Linked DNA regions of Homo sapiens: region 2 is linked to region 1. The links are chromatin loops, found by intact Hi-C in ENCODE. Cell type or tissue: endothelial cell of umbilical vein. All regions are shown on one strand. Each heading gives the region's core, and the rest is flanking DNA. Links, peaks and the distances in the headings are about the cores only.

What was found. Peaks named below come from ENCODE experiments on the same cell type or tissue, not always from the same donor. Only the 100,000 strongest peaks of a DNase experiment are listed, where the experiment ranks them.
Region 2: a loop joins it to region 1, with 6 times the contacts of the local background. A loop is called at or near these places in 1 of 110 quality-filtered maps.

Annotation. Positions count from the first base shown.
Region 1 is chr7:12,902,192-12,912,218 of GRCh38, reverse strand. No RefSeq gene overlaps it. Among named protein-coding and RNA genes, the nearest start is that of ARL4A, 220 kb to the right of the region's middle. In endothelial cell of umbilical vein, for the core only: no CTCF peak of the experiment used is centred there; no DNase peak of the experiment used is centred there.
Region 2 is chr7:12,850,849-12,860,875 of GRCh38, reverse strand. No RefSeq gene overlaps it. Among named protein-coding and RNA genes, the nearest start is that of ARL4A, 170 kb to the right of the region's middle. In endothelial cell of umbilical vein, for the core only: no CTCF peak of the experiment used is centred there; a DNase peak (open chromatin) is centred at 5,645.

The DNA.
Region 1 (10,027 bases), core at 1,779-6,778:
GCTCCCGTGAGCAGAAATGGGCCTAGACTTACCCCTCCAGTATCATTCACAGGGCATAGTTCCTCCACTATCAGGGTCTCATATTCTCACGCACTGAGTTGCTCTGAAAGTACAGTGAGGCAGTGTAAGCTTGGGCAAGTAACCTAACCTCTCTGGGTAAGACACAAATATATGTATTTATAGCTTTGTAAAGCATGTATATTTATACTTTGTAAAGCATGGATTGTTTAATTACATAAGCAATTCTTTTTTTTGTTTTTTTTTTTTATTTTTTTGAGACAGAGTCTTGCTCTGTTGCCCAGGCTGGAGCGCAGTGGCATGATCTTGACTCACTGCAACCTCTGCCTCTCAGGTTCAAGTGATTCTCCTGCCTCAGTCTCCGGAGTAGCTGGGATTACAGGCATGTGCCACCATGGCTAGCTAATTTTTGTATTTTTAGTAGAAATGGGGTTTCACCATGTTGGCCAGGCTGGTATTGAACTCCTGACCTCAGGTGATCCACGTGCCTTGGCCTCCCAAAGTGCTGGGATTACAGGCATGAGCCACTGTGCCCAGCAAATACATAGGCAATTCTTTTAAGCCTTCACCCTTCTGAGTCAGTACTAGAGTAACATCCAAATCACAAGAATAGAGTCCCCATTAATTTCAATATAACCAAAGTCCTTTAGTAGTATTTCTTAAATGTCATAAACAATTCTCCCCAGCAATACTTCTTAGGATCCACTTATTTTTTCCTCCCCCACTCACTTGTTCTCACTCACACAATTGCTTCAGTACCAAACCTTCACTCCCTAAAGCATACTCCTCTACTCCCACTGTTGACTCCCTGAAACACACTTCTCTACTCCCACTGCTAAGACTATTAATACCTACTTATTCTTCTCATCCTCTATATTCTGTAAAATGCCACCTTCTGTCCCCAAGTTTTGTAACCTCCTCTTACTGCCCACCTGGCCCTGGCACTCGCTGCCTGCTCTCTGATTCACCATCACAAAACAAGAAGAGCCTGTCTAACAAAGCAAGATGTTCCTTAGAAAAGAATAAGAAGAAAAGATCATCTTCTTTGGAGAACTGGAGGAAAAGAAAGGCAGGAAACATGTCTATATAAATATTCTTGTCCTTCCAATAAACTGTTAACGTTTTCACCTCATAGTAAGCTCAACAGATCAACAATATGTGTGATTACAAAACAAAGCTATCTAGTTTTAGATTTCACAAAAAAAAAATACTGTATCAGGAAAGATCAGAGTAAATCTGACATGAGGTATGAGGAGCACATTTCAAAAGTATTGTGTACACATTAGAATATGTTTCAAAAATGAAAGTAAGAGTTGGAAAGGAAAATAAAATAATATTCCTTGAATTAGGATTAAAGATTAATGAAGTTAAACATTGAGAATAATATGAAAATTAGTGGTTTTAGCTATTTAAAGTCTTGTACTGAGAAGAAATAAGATGTATTACCTTTTGCTTCAAGGGTCAGTGGATGGAAACTTTAGGGAGAGAAACAAATTCAGTTGAAAAAAATAAATGTCCCAATGTATTACCCCAAAATAGAATTTTTACACTGGAAGTTGGTGAGGTAAGCTTTCCAATGAATACTGAAGAACAAACTGGATAACCATTTGAAAGGGGTATTACATACTTCACCTTTATTGGGACTCTTACAACTCTAAACTGTACTTTTCTAATAATCTAGATTTAAATTTGTGATATAATCCCTGAATTTCCCTCAAATTTCTTCTACACAATGTCCAGGCCCAAGAAACCTAGATGGATCTGATACTAGTTACATCTGTTAGTTTTTAACCTTCAAATGGACATATACCATTTACATGCAGATTTGGTGTTTTATAATGAAAATTCTGCTTATACATACTAACAGTACAGCATTTAATCCATTTACTTAAAGATTCTTCTTTCATCCATTCCACAACAATGTAATGAGCATAATCACGGAAGCATTTGGTAGAGGGAGGAGCTGTGATGAGTGGGTGCAAAGGTGTCCATATCTAGCCTCAAGAAGTACAATGTAATGAATTCGTGGAGCAGTCAGCCAGAGATTGAGAGCCTTGAGATCAGTCCAGGCTTTTCTGCTATAGATGCTTAAGCACTAGAACCAGTGAGTTACTTTATCTATAAAATGGAAAGGCTGGACCAGATGACAGCTACTCCAGTCCTGGGGTTACCAGCTGTCCTGAATCCTTAGGGACCTTCCTAGGTCCCTGAGAAGGCCTGCATTCAGGAATCCCCTCAGTTCCTGGCAAATTGGGAGAGTTAATGAATGAATATAAGATTAAAATTTCAAAATCACATACAATAACAAAGTTCCAGATAATATATTAACTTTCAATTTTGAAAAAATATGGATGGAAAAATTTTAATTGTTGGAGGGAAGACAAAGGATGTGAAGTTCGCAAATCATGACCAAGATCTGACTCAGCTCTTACTTCACCAAAGGAGTTGATTTAACAATTAGTCCCACCATGTTCCACTTACAATTGATGCCATAAAAGGGAATTTGAATGTATTCACTATGAGAAAATTTCATGAGCCTCATTGTAGAATGGAGACAAAATATTCATAGAGTTGTCTGAGAAGTGAGTGACTCAGATCCACACCTTTGGCCATCTATTAACTGATTATGGGCTATGGCTTCCTGGGATCTCAAACAGCATCCAGGTAATCCAGTCCCATTTTCTCATTTCCTATGGCAAAAGTGCCTAAGAGTTCCAAATCAACTTAGCTTTTAATAACAAATTTTAAGATGGGGTATGAGAGGGTGAGGAGGCAGGGTCTATTTCAAGGCTAAAGAAGCAGTTCAAGGACCCGAGGCAATAATTTAACTCAATCTTATGGGACATCTATAAACAAAACTAATTAAACTAGAAGTTCATCACCTTCTCTTCTCTTTCTCTGTAGATGGGCTTTAGCCATTTCTCCCTTTTCCTACTAGGTATGCCTATACCATACTCCCAACTTTACATGCTACAATTCCTGACATATATTCGTAATTTTGGCTGTCTCTTGGTCTTTGTTCCAATTCCTCAGACAAAGCACCTACTTAAGCTGCTTAAGTGCTCATCTCTTATTTAATAAATATAGCCAGAGGAGCGATAGGGAGGTCACAGTGCAAAGTACTAGAGGATAGTCTGCATGAGGCTGAAGGAGAAGGCTCAAAAAATTTTTAAATTAATTCTCATATGCTCAGTTTTGAGACTAGTTCTTTTTTTTTTTTTTTTTTTTTTTGAGACAGAGTCTTACTCTGTCACCCAGACTGGAGTGCAGTGGCATGATCTCTGCCTCCCGGGTTCATGCCATTCTCCTGCCTTGGCCTCCCAAGTAGCTGGGACTACAGGCGCTCGCCGCCAAGCCCGGCTAATTTTTTGTATTTTTAGTAGAGATGGGGTTTCACCGTGATAGCCAGGATAGTCTCGATCTCCTGACCTCGTGATCCACCGCCTCGGCCTCCCAAAGTGCTGGGATTACAGGCATGAGCCACCTCGCCCGGCTTGAGATTAGTTCTGTGCAAAAATATGAAAAATTTTCCCATCCTTGGCTAGATTATAAACTAATTAAAGAGATAAGGAGAATATATGAAATAATCAGAAAAAAGCACTGTATAATTGGCAATTAAATCATGGCATATAAACAGTAAGTGTTATAAACTGGTCATAAGGATAGATCACTTAGGATAAAATGTAATGACTGGGAGAAAACTGCTTGAGGATAATTCTCTGTTCCATTATCTAATGGAGGCTCATGTGTGGGTATCTGACCATTGCCCCTCTGAATTCTAAACTTCAGGAAAACTGGACTTCTGTTTGTCCCCATAAAACAAGCTTGTCCAAACCGCTGCCCACGGGCCACACAACCTAACACAAATTCTTAAACTTTCTTAAAACACTATGAGATTATATATATATATATATATATATATATATATATATATATATATATTTTTTTTTTTTTTTCTTTTCTTTAGTTGATCAGCTATCATTAGTGTTAGTGTATTTTATGTGTGGCCTAAGGCAATTCTTCTTCCAATGTGGCCCAGGGAAGCCAAAAGATTGGACACCCCGCTATAAACTACTATGTTTTCTCTTGACTCATGTCTGCCTATACCTCTTCCTTTATTGCCAAACCACACTATATACACTCTCACCCTGGCCCTCCTTTCTAATCTTCACTCGTCATCCAGCTCATTTTTACTCAAACTTCAGGTTCAGGTGGGGCTAAGAGGGGCTTTGGGAAACCAGGGGACTCTCCAGAGCACTTGACCTCCTACTGCACTCATCTGCAACTACAGAGCTGAGTCTTGCTTATTCCTGGTAACCCACAAGAGAAATGCTTCTTAAACCAGAGCAGAGGGCTGGCAGAATCTCCCATGGATCAGTGTTTATGCCCTAGTTTTGCTCAAAGTCTGCATGTCAAAATGTCATTTCATGACTGTTCCTTTATGCTAGCTTTGAGTGCCAAACCCTACCTCATGCCCATGTTCTTGAATTTTGTTGCTGCCTGAGCTGGCTTTCCAGCTTACCACTTCCAGACCAAGTGAGTCCCTGCCTGTACACCGTGACTAACCTTTGTTTGTGCTACTTACCTGGGTTGAACATCTGGGAAATTATGATAATGGCCATGATAGTATTAGATTGGTTCAAAAGTAATTGTGATTTTTCCCATTACTTTTAATAACAGCTTTGTTTCTTGTTGTCATTGTTAGTGAATGAAGGAGGTGTATATTTGTTTTTATGATGAGAAGAGGGGAAAAATCAGCAGAATTACACAATGTTCTGGTGCAGGAGCACTTACATAGGGAGAAAAAGTCTCTGTAGGATCTTAGATATTTATGAAAAAATACCTGAGATACAATGAAAATAATATGGAGAACCTTTAAGAACATGTTGGATTTCAGCTGGGCATGGTGGCTCATGCCTGTAATCCCAGCACTTTGGGAGGCTGAGGCAGGCAGATCACGAGGTCAGGAGACCAAGACCATCCTGGCTAACACGGTGAAACCCCGTCTCTACTAAAAATACAAAAAAATTAGCCGGGTGTGGTGGTGGGCGCCTGTAGTCTCAGCTACTCAGGAGGCTGAGGCAGGAGAATGGCGTGAACCCGGGAGGTGGAGCTTGTAGTGAGCCGAGATCGCACCACTGCACTCCAGGCTGGGTGACAGAGAGAGACTGTCAAAAAAAAAAAAAAAAAGAATGTGTTGGATTTCATTTGAATTTGATATTTTTCTCTTTTTTTTTTCAGAGAAATCTTGCTTCTCATGGATTTGAGATATTTTGATGCTCGCTGTGAGAATTGGAAGATCAACTTTTTTGTCAATATGGTATTGGAATTGATAATTATTTTCTTAACTTCCACTTAAAGCTAATTCTCTTACTTAGAATATTGAGAGGTATAAAGCACCTACTTGTAGTAGGGCTCTTGTCCCCTCCCACAACTATTAGTGTTAACCTATTTGTCAGAGGTTCCAAACTTTATTGAACATTAGTTTGAATCACCTGGAGAGCTTTAGAAAGTTACGTGGGCCTCACGCCAGAGAGACTGTCGTAGTCCTAGGAATCCAGATTTTTTCCAGGCTTCTCAGTGATTCTAATAAGCAGGCAAGGCTGTAAAGCACCACTGCAGTTGTTCTCAAAGTATGGTTTCTGGATCAGCATCTGTGGTAACAACCTGGGAATTTGCCAGACATGTGAAGTCTCAATTTCCCTCTCACATATACCAATGCAGAGGTAACAGAGGTGAACTCAAGCACTCAGCGTATTTTTTAACAGCTTTCTTGAGATGTACTTAATATGCCATACAATTTTTCCACTTGAAGTGTAAAATTCAATGACTTTTAGTATATTCACAAAATTGTACAACCACCACTACAGTTAATTTTAGAACATTTTTATTACTTGAAAACAACTCTGCATGCCTTAAGCCATCACACCTTCATTTCTTGATCCATCCATACCTAAGCAAACACAAATCTACTTTCTGACTCTACAGATTTGCCTATTCTAGACAGTTAATATAAATGGAACCATACAATATGTGGTCTTTTGTGACTGACTTTTTTCATTAAGCATAATATTTTCAAGGATCATCTATGTTTCAGCATGAATAAGTACTTCAGTTCTTTTAATTGTCAAATAATATTCCATCATATGGATATACCACATTTTATTTAGCCGTTCATCAATTGAGGGATGATTAGGTTGTTTCAACTTTTTGGCTGTTATGAGCAATGCTGCTATGTGCATTTATGTACAAGTTGTGTGTGGACATATATTTTCATTTCTCCTGGGTATATATCTAAACATGAAATTGCTGAATCATATGGTAATTCTGTGTTTCACCTTTTGAGGAAATGCGAAACCGTTTTCCATAGAAACTGCACCATTGTAGTTTCCACAGAAACTTTCCACCGTCAGTGTATGAGAGTTCTGATTTCTCCATATTTCTGCCAATTCTTGTTGTTATCTGACTTTTTGATTCTCAACATCCTTGTGGGTTTAAAACGATTTCTCATTATGGTTTTGAAGAGCATTTCCCTGATGTGTAATAATGTCAAATATTCATATGATTACTGGCCATTTGTGTATCTTCTTTGGATAAATGTGTATTCAAGTCATTTTCCTATTTGTAATTGAGTTACATGTCTTTTTATTATTGAATTATAATTGTTATTTATTCTAGCACAAGTCCCTTAGATATATTATTTGCAAAAACTTGTCTCATTCTGTTGGCTGTCTTTTCACTTTATTTATAGTGTCCTTTGAAATACAAATGTTTAAATTTTGTTGTTGTTGTTTAATTTAACTATTCTGCCTTTTGCTGCTTATGCTTTTGGTGTCATATCTGTGAAGCTATTGTCTAAACCACAGTCACTAGTTTATTCTAAATGTAATACTTTTTTTAGTTTCGGCCCATATACTTAAATCTCTAATTCATTTTGAGTTAATTTTTGTGTATGATTTGAGGTTAGGGTACAACTGCATTATTTTGTATGTGATTATCTACTGGCTCTAGCAGCATATTTCAATAAAAACTGTGTTTCAATACATTGCCTTACAGATCATTCTGATGCATGCTAATGTTTGAGGACCACTGCACTAGTATGCTAAACATCTGTAATCACTAAGAGACTCTTGTAAGCACAGTATATAGGATGCTCTATTACATAAAATCATCAATTCCCTCTTTAAAATCATATAGATTGGTCAAGTGCAATACTATTACTCTACATTCATAGGCAGAAAAAGAATCAACATAATTTTTCATGTATTAGTCCCAAAACTTTTCAAAGCTAGGCAGAAAAATTACACTTCATTATATTTTGAACATCATGTGTTTTCCAGCTTTGAGTATAAATATACGTAGCAGTTCCCTTCCCAGCTGCCCCAGTTTACTTAAGAAACACGTTTAATACTCTGCATGAGCAAAATTGTGAAACCGCTTAACGACTGTTCACGTTATAAACAAAGGCATGTGCAAAAATCCAATTAGTTGTTCTCTGCTCTACTTCTTTTTGTCCTTTTTCAAAGGAAATAGTAAGGATCTATTTTATAACTAAAGGGGTTGTTTTTCATGATGTAATGAGGATGTTGTATTTTCTCAGCCAGCTCTATTATTATATTTTCAATTCCGCCAGGTTGAAATTGGATTGTTTAAACTTAAACATGGCCAATGCCTAAGCCATCTGTCAAGCAAGTGTGACTTACTTAAAAACTACTGTTTCAAATTTGCTACCATTTTTAGCATGTTGGGGAGCTTCTCTTGGTTTACACATCTGAAGAATATAGCTTGCTCCATGTCTTTCCATATTGGCACTATCAAAGTAAAGTTATTAAAGCTATAAATAATTGAAACCTAGAAATTATTTTATTTTATTTTAGTTCCGGAGTACATGTGCAGGATGTTACATACTTAAACACGTGCCATGGTGATTTGCTGCACAAATCAACCCATCACCTAGGTATTAAGCCCAGCATCCATTAGCTATTTTTCCTGATGCTCTCCTTCCCTGCACCCCCACCCCAGCAGGCACCAGTGTGTGTTGTTCCCTTCCCTGTGTCCATGTGTTTTCATTATTCAGCTCCCACTTATAAGTGAGAACATCCAGTGATTGCTTTTCTATAGAACTTATTTTTCAACCTAATACAATTTTATCTTAATTAAAACTACTATTTATGTATCTATCTCTCTCTCTATCTATCAGCTATAACAGTTACTTTGGAAAACCATACGTTTCCAGCTCTGAACTAATCCTCATAACACAGTAGGTATTTTACCACTGCTTTACAAGAAAGAGAGCCTAAAAAATATTCAGCACTGTCATATATCCAAAGTTACATAGCCAGATAGTGATAATAAAGATTTGAACAAGGATTCTTCGGACTCCAAAGGCCCAGTTCTTGCTGCTGAACTGCCTAAAATCAAGTGTGTGTGTATACATATATTTGTAGTAAAATAAAATTATAAAAGTGTTGAAGCAGAAAAACGTAGGCCCAGTTTAGAAGTACAAGGTCTTCTAAAAATATCATAAATTATTTGACACAATATGCTCTATGAATATAGCTTCTATCCCAGAGACATAATTAATAAATAAATATAGCAGTAACCTTTTATTCTTTAAGCCATAAATTATAATATAGAAAAGGAATTCATAGTGACAGAATAAGAAGAATACCTAGCTGCCATCTGGGCAGAAAGTGAACATATATTTCATTTGTTTGCCTTGGACAGTCCTGGTTTACATCTGTTGTCCAACATGATTATTATTTTTTATTTTTATTTATTTTTTTGAGATGGAGTCTTGCTCTGTCGCCCAGGCTGGAATGCAGCAGCTCAATCTTGGCTCACTGCAACCTCTGCCTCCCAGGTTCAAGCAATTCTCCTGCCTCAGCCTCCCGAGTAGCTAGGACTACAGGCGCGTGCCACCACGACTGGCTAATTTGTTTATTTTTAGTAGAGACGGGGTTTCACCGTGTTAGCCAGGGTGGTCTGGAGCTCCTGACCTTGTGATCCGCCCGCCTCAGCCCCGCAAAGTGCTGGGATTACAGGCATCAGCCACCGTGCCCAGCAGTCCAACATAATTATTAATATCTTTCTTTTACTCTCAAAAACATCCATTTTATATAATTATATAATTATGTGGTTACCTCATATACTGGTTGGTACTAGCTGTCCAGCAAAGTACAGACTCTTCCCAAGATAAGTTGATAACTACTTAGAAGAATAACTCAATGAATCATAAGCGCATTCCCGTATTAAGTCTTTTCTTTCTGCTAACTTACTATAGGATGAAAAATACACCATTTAGAATTATTTCTTTGGGTTAAGACATTGCATCTCCAGATGACCTGTATTGGCAACAAGATGGAACATAATCTATTGTCAGGCACTATTCTATTGACGTGGATTATTTATCAAATATCAAACAACTGCATAAAAACTGAGGGATAGGATTAATGCCTGAAATGGCATGAGACACGGGTATTTACTTCAGGGGAAGAAATGGCTTTTCACTTGGCCTTCCTGTTAGTTTGCAGTTACCTAAAGGAAACCTCAGTTGCTGCAACAAAGCATGATGAATTGGAGGGACAGAGAAAAGAAAGGCATGACTGTAGACAAATGAAGGTCAATGTCTACAGTATTTACAAAAAGTAACTCTAGAACCAGTACCACCTCTGAGACATTGTAGTTTAGTTGATAAACTCATCAACTGCCTTTCTTCAAAAATCTGAAGTGAATTGGAATAGAATTAAATTGCCTTTTTAAAAACCTGGTGATTTCTATTTGGATTTACTAATTAAGCTGTTTTTTCACATCAGAGCCTGACTTTAACCACCAATAGTGGATCCTGATTTTTGAAGACTAGGTCCTTAATATGTTACCAGAGAAATAATTTGGTAATGTTTTCCACCATGGTTAAGGGCTCTTGGGGCTGAGCCCACTCAGAGAGTGTTTGCATTTATGGTTTGTAATTATGCACACAATACAAGAAAATCAATGTGATAAATCTGTT
Region 2 (10,027 bases), core at 3,205-8,204, 53 kb after region 1:
TGTTATATTCTTTTCCCTTTTCCCTTATTTCTTCTTATGCTTTTAAAGACTTGTTGCTAATGTTTATATTCTCCCTAAACTTTGGAAAATGGCATGTAGAATGTGTGTACCAAGAATTTTACAAGTACATAGTCAAACTTCTCCTTCTGTCTCACTCTCCGCCACAATACATGACAAATGGGATGCTCACAATTTGTCATTCACCTAACAATATCAACTTTTGCACTGATTCTCTCTTAACAGTATGTATTTCTTCATCAGTTGGATCTCTCAAACCCCGAGACACTCATGTAAACTCAAACCTTATTGGAGCTACCACTTTGTAATTTTCACCTTACATCATATTCTGCACATGATCACATCTCATACTATATATTTCATCTCATATAAATCCTCCAAATGAATATATGCATATATATATATGTGTGTGTTTTTCATATACATATATGACAAAGAGCATGTGAGCAAGCTCTCGCACCTGTGAACAAGCTATCCCTGTTCTCTGGGGTTTTAAATTCCAGCCCCAAGATGTGGTGACTGAAAACCAAGACCAGTGCCAGGGAAACGATGTCCTATTCCAGGCTCTGCCACTTTATAGGCGAGCCAGATGGAACAATTTTAGGGCTCTATTTTCTTCATCCATAAAATTGGAATAAAAATGTTAACAGCCTATTTTTCAGACTTGTTAAGATCAAGTGAGCTAATGGTCATGAAGGTATCTTTAAGAGGCATGTAATTGATATTCTTGTGTCATAAAGAAGAATTCCCGTATAGTGAGCTTAAATTACCTTATAGTTTAAAAGGAAACTTAGAATAAAACGTCTCTTACAACTAAATGCAAAAATTCATTCTTGTTATCTGGCAAATGGCCATTAGTTTCTGCTTCAATACATTTAGTTATGGGAACTCTTTATGTCAGAAAGCAACACATTCTAATCTTAATAATGTGCATTTAACCATGATAGTGAAAAGTAATGTGACATCTCTAATACCAACCCCTGTTCTCTGACATTTTAAATTCCATTCTCCAAGGTGTGGTGACTGAAAACCAAGACCACTGCAAGGAAAACTTGTCCTATTTCAGGCTTTATAAATTGACAAATTTATAAAGCTTAAATGGACATATATATATATATATATATATATGTATATATACACACTATATATATGTATATGTATTAAATTGATATATATACACAAATTTTTTAATTGACAGAATTCTCAATTTGATATTGAGAAAACAAAACAACGTAAATTGTTTCTTTGTGTGTGCTTGTCATTAGCATCAAAAGATAGGCAGTTTAATTATATCTAAGCCTCCTATTCAAAAAAGAAAAAACCTATTAAAAGACCACAAGCGTAAAGACAAGATTTTCCATTCTGAAACTTCAACTCCTACACTCTGGGATATTAGAGGATGAATCTTGAAGTGATTTCTACATTTAGCAAAACTAGGTTTAGCCTAAGAATAGTAAATAAATGGCAACAATCTTAAGAGATAGTAAGAAACTAAAGGCCAAAAGAAATGTTTGAGTACTGATGTCTATAAAAGATAACTGGTATTATGGCCAATAACCATATAATAAGTACTTAACAGATTAATCATCAGAGAAATGGAAATTAAAACTATAATTAGTTATCAATACACAATGGAATGTTTAATAAAAATAACAATACAAAGCAATTGTGAGCATATAGAGCCACTGGAACTTTTATATACGGCTAGTAGGAGTAACTAACGATTGATACAGCCTCCTAAAGTGCTGGAGATATTCCATATTGATATTGATCAACAGATACAGATCTGTATGGTGGTTACATAGGAGTCTACATTTATAAAAATTAACTGATTTATATATTTAAGAATTGTGCACAGAACTGCTAACAGTAGGGGCTTAGAGCTTTAAAGTAGTACATTCTAAAATATAATTCATCTTTCTTTTCTTATCTGAGCCTCTTTAGAATATATGAAAATAACATTTCATGTGATAGAGTCAAGTTGGAAAGACTCGCCAAGAGCTTAATTTGAATTAATTATTGTGTTTGCAGAAAAGAAGCTACTCTATAATTGTGTTTGGGCAGTAAGACAGTATATTTAGCTCTTGTGAATGTCCTTCTGTTTACTTAATATAATAACTTATAAAAATGAGTTGCAGTGTTTCTCATTGATGAAAGAATTCTTCAAAAATAAATCTGGGGTCAGGTGCGGTGGCTCACTCCTGTAACCCCAGCCCTTTGGGAAGCCAAGGCAGGCAGATCAAGGGTCAGGAGTTTGAAAACAGCCTGGCCAACATAGCGAAACCCCATCTGTACTAAAAATACAAAAATTAGCCGGGCATGTAGCGCGTGTCTGTGGTCCCAGCTGAGGCAGGAGAATTGCTTGAACCTGGGAGGCAGAGGTTGCGGTAAGCCAAGATCACACCACTGCACCCCAGCCTGGGCAACAGAGTGAGACTCCATCTCCAAATAAATAAATAAATAAATAAATAAATAAATAAATAAATAAATTTGGGGCCGGGTGCATTGGCTCATGCATGTAATCCCAGTACTTTGGGAGGCCAAGGTGGGGGAGGATTGTTTGATCCAGGAGTTCAAGACGAGCCTGGACAAAATAGGGAGACTTCATCTCTTCAAAAATATTTAAAAATTAGCCAGGCACGGTGGCGTGCACCTGTAGTCCCAGCTACTCCAGAGGCCAAGGTGGGAGAATCAATTGAGCCCAGGAGGTCAGGGCCACAGTGAGCCATGATCATGCCCCTGCATTCCAGCCTGGGTGAAGAGAAAAACCATGTCTCTAATAAATAAATAAATCAATCAATAAATAGCATTCACTTTATTTACTACTAAGGTGAATGAGGTATGACCTGAGTCAATAAATAGATTTAATTGAGGAGTGGCCTTGCCATTATGGAATTCTACAGCAAATTCTAGTTAAAATGACTTGTACTCCAAAACTCTCCTGAAAAGTGGAGTTTTATAAAGACAGCAGTCATTCAGAAAAGTACAGTAATGTGTGTGCCAGAATTTCATGACCTCAAGGATCTGAATTTTCAAGTCACTGCAAAAAGGACGTGTTTTTGGGAATTTTACTAATTCCCTTAGGCAGATACTTTGGGGTGAGGGGGAGGATGTTCATCCTGTCTACCATCTCCCTTCTCTGAAAACTGTACAGCTGCCCTGTAACTGGGTGGGCCCTAGCACCAGCCACAACTATACTCAATACTTTCACTTATTCCAAACTACTATAAACATCCACCTCCCTTAGAAAGAAGTACTAAAAATAAAGGCAATCCTACTCTTCTGTTATTAATAAAATAAAAATTAAACACTTTGGGAGGCCGAGGCGGGTGGATCATGAGGTCAGGAGATCGAGACCATCCTGGCTAACAAGGTGAAACCCCGTCTCTACTAAAAATACAAAAAATTAGCCGGGCGTGGTGGCGGGCGCCTGTAGTCCCAGCTACTCGGGAGGCTGAGGCAGGAGAATGGCGTGAACCCGGGAAGCGGAGCTTGCAGTGAGCCGAGATTGCGCCACTGCAGTCCGCAGTCCGGCCTGGGCAACAGAGCGAGACTCCGTCTCAAAAAAAAAAAAAAAAAAAATTAAAGAAACATAGAAGACTGACTAAGTAGAACAACTAGTACTGTAAAAATAATTCATCTAAAGAAAGGAGAAGGGAGGCCAGGCATGGTGGCTCATGCCTGTAATCCCAGCACTTTGGGAGGCCAAGGTGGGTGGATCACCTGAGGTCAGGAGTTCGAGACCAGCCTGGCCACCATGGTGAAACCCCATCTCTACTAAAAATACAAAACTTAGCCGGCCATGGTGGCAGTCACCTGTAATCCCAGCTACTCTGGAGGCTGAAGCAGAGAATCACTCGAACCCGGGAGGGGGAGGTTGCAGTGCATTGAGATCGTGCCACTGCACTCCAGCCTGGGCGGCAAGAGAGAGAGACTCCATCTCAAAAAAAAAAAAAGAAAGAAAGAAAAACTCTAATCCTGTCTTGAGAAATTTTTTCAATTGAATGAAAAGAGAAATTAATCAGGCAAAGGAAGGAAAAGGGATTCTTACAAAACTGAATGTAAAAATCTGTACTTTTTATTCTGACATGACATTTCCTGAGGGGAGCTTATAAGAGAAGAGAGAGCATTACTGAGCCAGAAACCCCGCTCCATGGGAGAGTAGGTAACTTAGGTAGTGTCTTTTTTGGAGGTGCAACCACCATGAGAGAGTAAGTTTCAAGAATCTCTGCTGGGCCAAGTACAGTGGCTTACACCTGTAATCCCAGCACTTTTAGAGGTCATGGTGGGAGGATTGCTTGAGGCCAGGAGTTTGAGATCAGCCTAGGCAATATAGCAGACCCCATCTCTGCAAAAAATTAAAAAAAAAAAAAAAAACCACATGTGGTGATATGTGCCTATAGTCCTAGCTGCTCAGGAGCCTGAGACAGGAGGATCACTTGAGCCCAGGAGGTCAAGGCTGCATGCCACTGCACTCCAGCCTAGGCCACAGAGCAAGACTATCTATAAAATAAAATAAAAAGAATCTCCACTGATACTAGGTGCTGCTCACTTTCAGTGTGTGACTCTGTAAAGCTCATGGCCTGCCTCTCCCCTGCACCAAAACCCCTGCCCTCCACTTCCTCCTTCTTTTGGTTTTTATACTGAAAAAGTAGAAGACATACTCTGAAATGCAGGGAAAATGCTCTAGTTTCAGGGTTTAGCCCAACTCTTTTGTGTTTATTTAATAAACATTCAGTAATAAGTATTCTTCTAATGATAGATCTGGGACAAGAAAGCCTATAAAGGGAAATAAAACAGATTTTTTGAAAGTGTTGTGTGGGCCAGGTGTAGTGACTCACACCTGTAATCCCAACACTTTGGGAAACTGAGGCGGGCAGATCACTTGAGGAGTTCAAGACCAGCCTGGCCAACATAGCACAACCCTGTCCCTACTAAAAATTCAAAAAATCAGCTGGGTGTGGTGGTGCACAACTGTGATTTCAGCTACTTGGGAGGCTGAGGCACAAGAATCACTTGAACCCAGGAGCTGGAGGTTGCAGTGAACCAAGAACACCTCATTGCACTCCAGCCTGGGTGACAGAGCAAGACTCTGTCTCAAAAAACAAAAAGAAAGTGTTGGGTGATGAATTATTTTATTTGCCAACCTGACGGGGCCATGGGGTGCCCAGATATTTGTGCAAACATTCTCTGTGTGTTTCTGTGTAGGTGTTATTTGATGAGATTAACATTTAAATTGGTAGACAGAGTAAAGCAAATTGCTCTCCATAAGGTGAGTGGTCCAGAAGTTATCTACGTTTAGGAATACTTTGCTTTACCAATTAGGTGAAGGCCTGAATAGAACAAAAAACTGGCCTACCCCCAGAGTAATAAAGAGTTCTCCTGCCTGGGGGCCTTCAAACAGAAACATCAGCTCTGCAGATTTTGAACTTGCCAGTCTCCATAATCACAGGAGCCAATTCCTTATAATACATAATAAATAAACATATCCTATTGGTTCCATTTCCCTAGAGAACCTGACTAATCAAGTTGGCTTCCAAGGGCTTAAAAGTCGTGGAGGGATTGGGGGTGGTGGGGACGTTGGAGACCAAAGGGAAAACACAAATACAATGAAGGATGTACAAGAGGGAAAAGGATATCCTAAAGTCATCATATCTGGAATAATTCAATTTTACTTTTCCATAGGAAATAAGGGTGTTATGAGATGATGAAGGCCAATCTGGTCCCAGCATTGTCACGAAAACAAAAGTCCTGATGATCTTTAGGGATGGGAATGTAAGACAGAGCTAAACTCAAAATGTTCGTGAAAAGACAGATACAGGCAAAAACAAGCAATTATGGTTTTAGGGAGCAATTCAAGTAAATTTAAATATTGCTAGCACTAATTACTACTTTGGCAGCTCCAGAAATTCCTAGATAGATGGGCGTAGGAGAATGTTCTAGTAGAAAGGAAAGATAAGCAGACTTGTCTTCAAGCTGAATTTTCATATCAAACAAATGCATTTTATTTCACTTATTTATTTGGCATGACTTATGAGAAGCTAATGGATACCCCTCTAACTTCCCCTCCCACCTCCCACTGCCTTGCATCTCTTGGTGCCTCAACTGACCACAAGTAAAAACTAATAATAAATAACATGAAGAAAAACTAAATCATTATTCCCTAATTAATCATTTTGAAGGGGATAATTTAAAATAATTAAATGTTGTTTAGCATTTGATAATCAAACAATAATTTGCACAGCTATCTATAGTTTGGTGATTCTTAAATTTTTGAGGGGTTAAAAAAGCCTTTGAGAATTTCACATAAACTATGGAGCCTCTTCTTCCTAAAATACACACATTTGCCCCCTCTCCTACACATGCGCAGAATTTTGCATGTGTTTAATGGGGGTTATGGAAAATATCTGGGAAATCCACATATTTTTCTTCTTTAGCTTCTTAACAGATCGCCCCCCCCCGCCCCCACCTCACAGTATGGAAGCAATAGATTTCTATTTTCCTTCTTTTTTTTTTTTTTTTTTGAGATGGAGTCTCGCTCTGTCACCCAGGCTGGCGTGCAATGGCATGATCTTGGCTCACTGCAACCTCCACCTCCCGGGTTCAAGTGATTCCGCTGCCTCAGCCTCCTGAGTAGCTGGAACTACAAGCATGTGCCACCACGCCTGGCTAATTTTTGTATTTTTAGTAGAGACGGGGTTTCACCATGTTGGCCAGGCTAGTTTCAAACTCCTGACCTCAGGTGATCTGCCTGCCTTGGCCTCCCAAAGTGTTGGGATTACAGGCGTGAGCCACTGCACCTAGCCAGATTTCTATTTTCTTAGTGCTTATTCTTATCTTTTTAAACAAATATCCTTCATTAAAAAAAAAAAGAAAAAGAAATACAGAGGTGTTGGGGGATACTATAACACCTCTGTATATAGAGAGGTGTTATAGTATCACTATATATAACACTAATATATAGAGATTATAACTATAATCCCTATAAGATTTTGTTATTTGGGGCTTATCACTGATTTCATTTTTTAGATCAATAAAGAGAGAGGAAAAAAATCAAGGATTATTTGGCTAAAATATGTGACTTTGGTGTCTGTAGTAGGCTGTATTTACATGCTGTGACTTTTTATATGTCTGGTAGTTTAAATAGAGATAAATTATTAAAGAAAAATAGGCTCATCCTGCCAAATCATTATTAACTGGACCAGGCCTTTTCAAAACTATGAAGTAGATAGTCAGGGCCCGTGAAGTGTGCCAAAGAAATAATCCCCTGCACTTTAGGCCAGACATTTCAATCCCTGTATCTTTAACCTCCTTGTTAAGTTTGTCTCTTCCAGATCGAAGCTGTAAAACTACAAATTGTTCTTCAAATAGAGCCCCAGATGCAGTCCATGACTAAGATCTACCGCAGACCCCTGGACCGGCCTGCTAGCCCATGCTCCGATGTTAATGACATTGAAGGCACCCCTCCCAAGGAAATCTCAACTGCACAACCCCTACTATGCCCCAATTCTGCAGGAAGCAGTTACAGCAGTCGTCGGCCAACCTCCCCAACAGCACTTGGGTTTTCCTGTTGAGAGGGGGAACTGAGAGGCAGGACTAGCTGGATTTCCTAGGCTGACTAAGAATTCCTAAGCCTAGCTGGGGAAGGTGACTGCACCCACCTTTAAACACGAGGCTTGTAACTCAGCTCACACCCAACCAATCAGGTAGTAAAGAGGGCTCACTAAAATACCAATTAGGCTAAAACAGGAGGTAAAGAAATACTCAAATCATCTATCATCTGAGAGCACAGTGGGAGGGACAATGATTGGGATACAAACCCCAGGCATTCAAGCAGGGAGGGGCAACCCCCTTTGGGTCCCCTCCTCTTGTATGGGAACTCTGTTTTCACTCTATTAAATCTTGCAACTGAAAAAAAAAAAATAGGCTTATCCTCAAATTGGGGATCAATTAATAAAAAATGGTAGATCTGAAACCATAGTAACAACATGTTCAACAGTAATAATTTATCTGCCTTAATAACTTCTATCAGATTTAGAAATGCAAACAAGAGAAATAAAAATATGAAATAAAAATATTTTTCTTTAAAATATTATATGATTTATAACCAAGCAAAATAAATATTTATACCCAAGGAAAATAAAAATTATTTGTTTCAAGATATTTAATTATTTATTAAAATTATTCCAATTCCTTCTACAAAGCATCTCTTCAGCATAATTCTGAGGACTAAGTTTTGAAAAGAAAGAAAAGCAGTTTGTCAGTTAATATTTAATAAGTGTTTCTCCATATTCCTGTTGAGCTGAAAGCAGTAACGGAATGGATAATAAACATTAAAACTTAAGTTCTTCCATTAACCCTAGGTAAGTAATAAATGATACATTCTTACCCTAGGTAAGAAAAAATGATACATGTTATTAAAATGATCACTTTGCCATTATAATAAAAAAAGGCAAAAAGGAATCATAAAGGGACTGATAATTTTTTTATTGGATGGTCCTTATAAATTGTTTATTACATCCTATTTTAAAGGGCGGAGGAAAACAATATGAAGCGTCCTCAAAAAATTGAAAATAGAATTACCATATGACCCAGCAATCCCACTACTGGGTGCATATCCAAAAGAACTCAAATTAGAATCCAATAAATATTTGCACACCCATTTTTATTGCCACATTATTCATAATAGCCAAGAAAAGGAAGCAACCCAAAGGTCTACCGAAAGATGAATGGCTAAAGAAAATGTGGTGTATACATACAGTGAAATGTTATGTAATATGAATTACAACATATTTGAACCTTAAGGAGATTATGATAAGCAAATATGCCAGTCCCAAAGGGACAAATACTGTATGATTGAGTGCATGAGATTCCATTCATATGAAACATCTAAAGTAGTCAAAATCATAGAAACATAAGAGAAAAGTCGTTGCCAAAGGCTGGGGGAGAATGGAGAGGCGGAGTTGGTGTATAATGGTGTAGAGTTTTAGTTTTGCAATATCAGAGAGTTCTAGACATCTTTTGCACAACAATGTGAACATAATATTGATAAACTGTACACTTAAAAATGGTTAAGATTGTAAATTTAATGTTACATATTTTTATCACAATTAAAAGCAGGAGGCAGAAAGCAGGGAGGTATCCACATTAAGGAATATATTATTTACAAGGAAATCTGTATTGGACTCAGATGATTTTGATTCAGAATACAATCCCCAAACTTAATAAACTGTGCCCTTACACAAGCCATTTAACCTAAAGGTTATCAGTTAGATTTAGCAACCTCCTAGGAGGGTTAACCTCATAAGATAGTAAGGCTTAAATACGATGTTCTATAGGAAGTTGATTTATGTTGTATATTGCTTTCCTCAAATATTGATTATATTTTTGAAGCTACTGAACCTATTTTGAAGCTATTGAAGCTGTTTTGACCCATGTCATGAAGCTATTGAAGAGGCAGAAGCAGAACTAGAAAGCCAGGTTTATCCACTCTGTTCTATAGGTTTGGTGAGGGCATGTTACTGCTTGAATCCCTGAGGTTTCCTGTGAAGACGAGTAGGCCTAAATTGCTTACAGCTCACAGGCTGGTCCGTTCTGGGTATAATAGGCTTTTTCCCTTTCCCCCAATGTACTACACAAATAAGAACCCTTTCTGCATGTGCAAATTTAGAGCAAAGTTAGAGAGCACTTTTTATTTTTGTTTGTTAAGTGTGGACCCTGCTGAAACCCCTCTGAGGGTCTGCCCTAGTTGTCAAGGACAAGGTCTGGGTAGGCAGTTGTAGCCCACAGGCAGCTGGCCAGAAGCAGAGCTGCAGTGCCCACTGAAGCCAGAAAGAGTGCCATGATCTGAATATTTCTGTTCCTCACCCCAAACCCAACCATATATGTATTAAAGCCTAAATTCCCCAATGTGATGGTATTTGGAAGTTCAATTAGGTCATGAGGGTAGAGCCCTCAGGAATGAGATAAGTGCCCTTAGAAGGGGATAAAGAGACCAGAGAGCTATTTC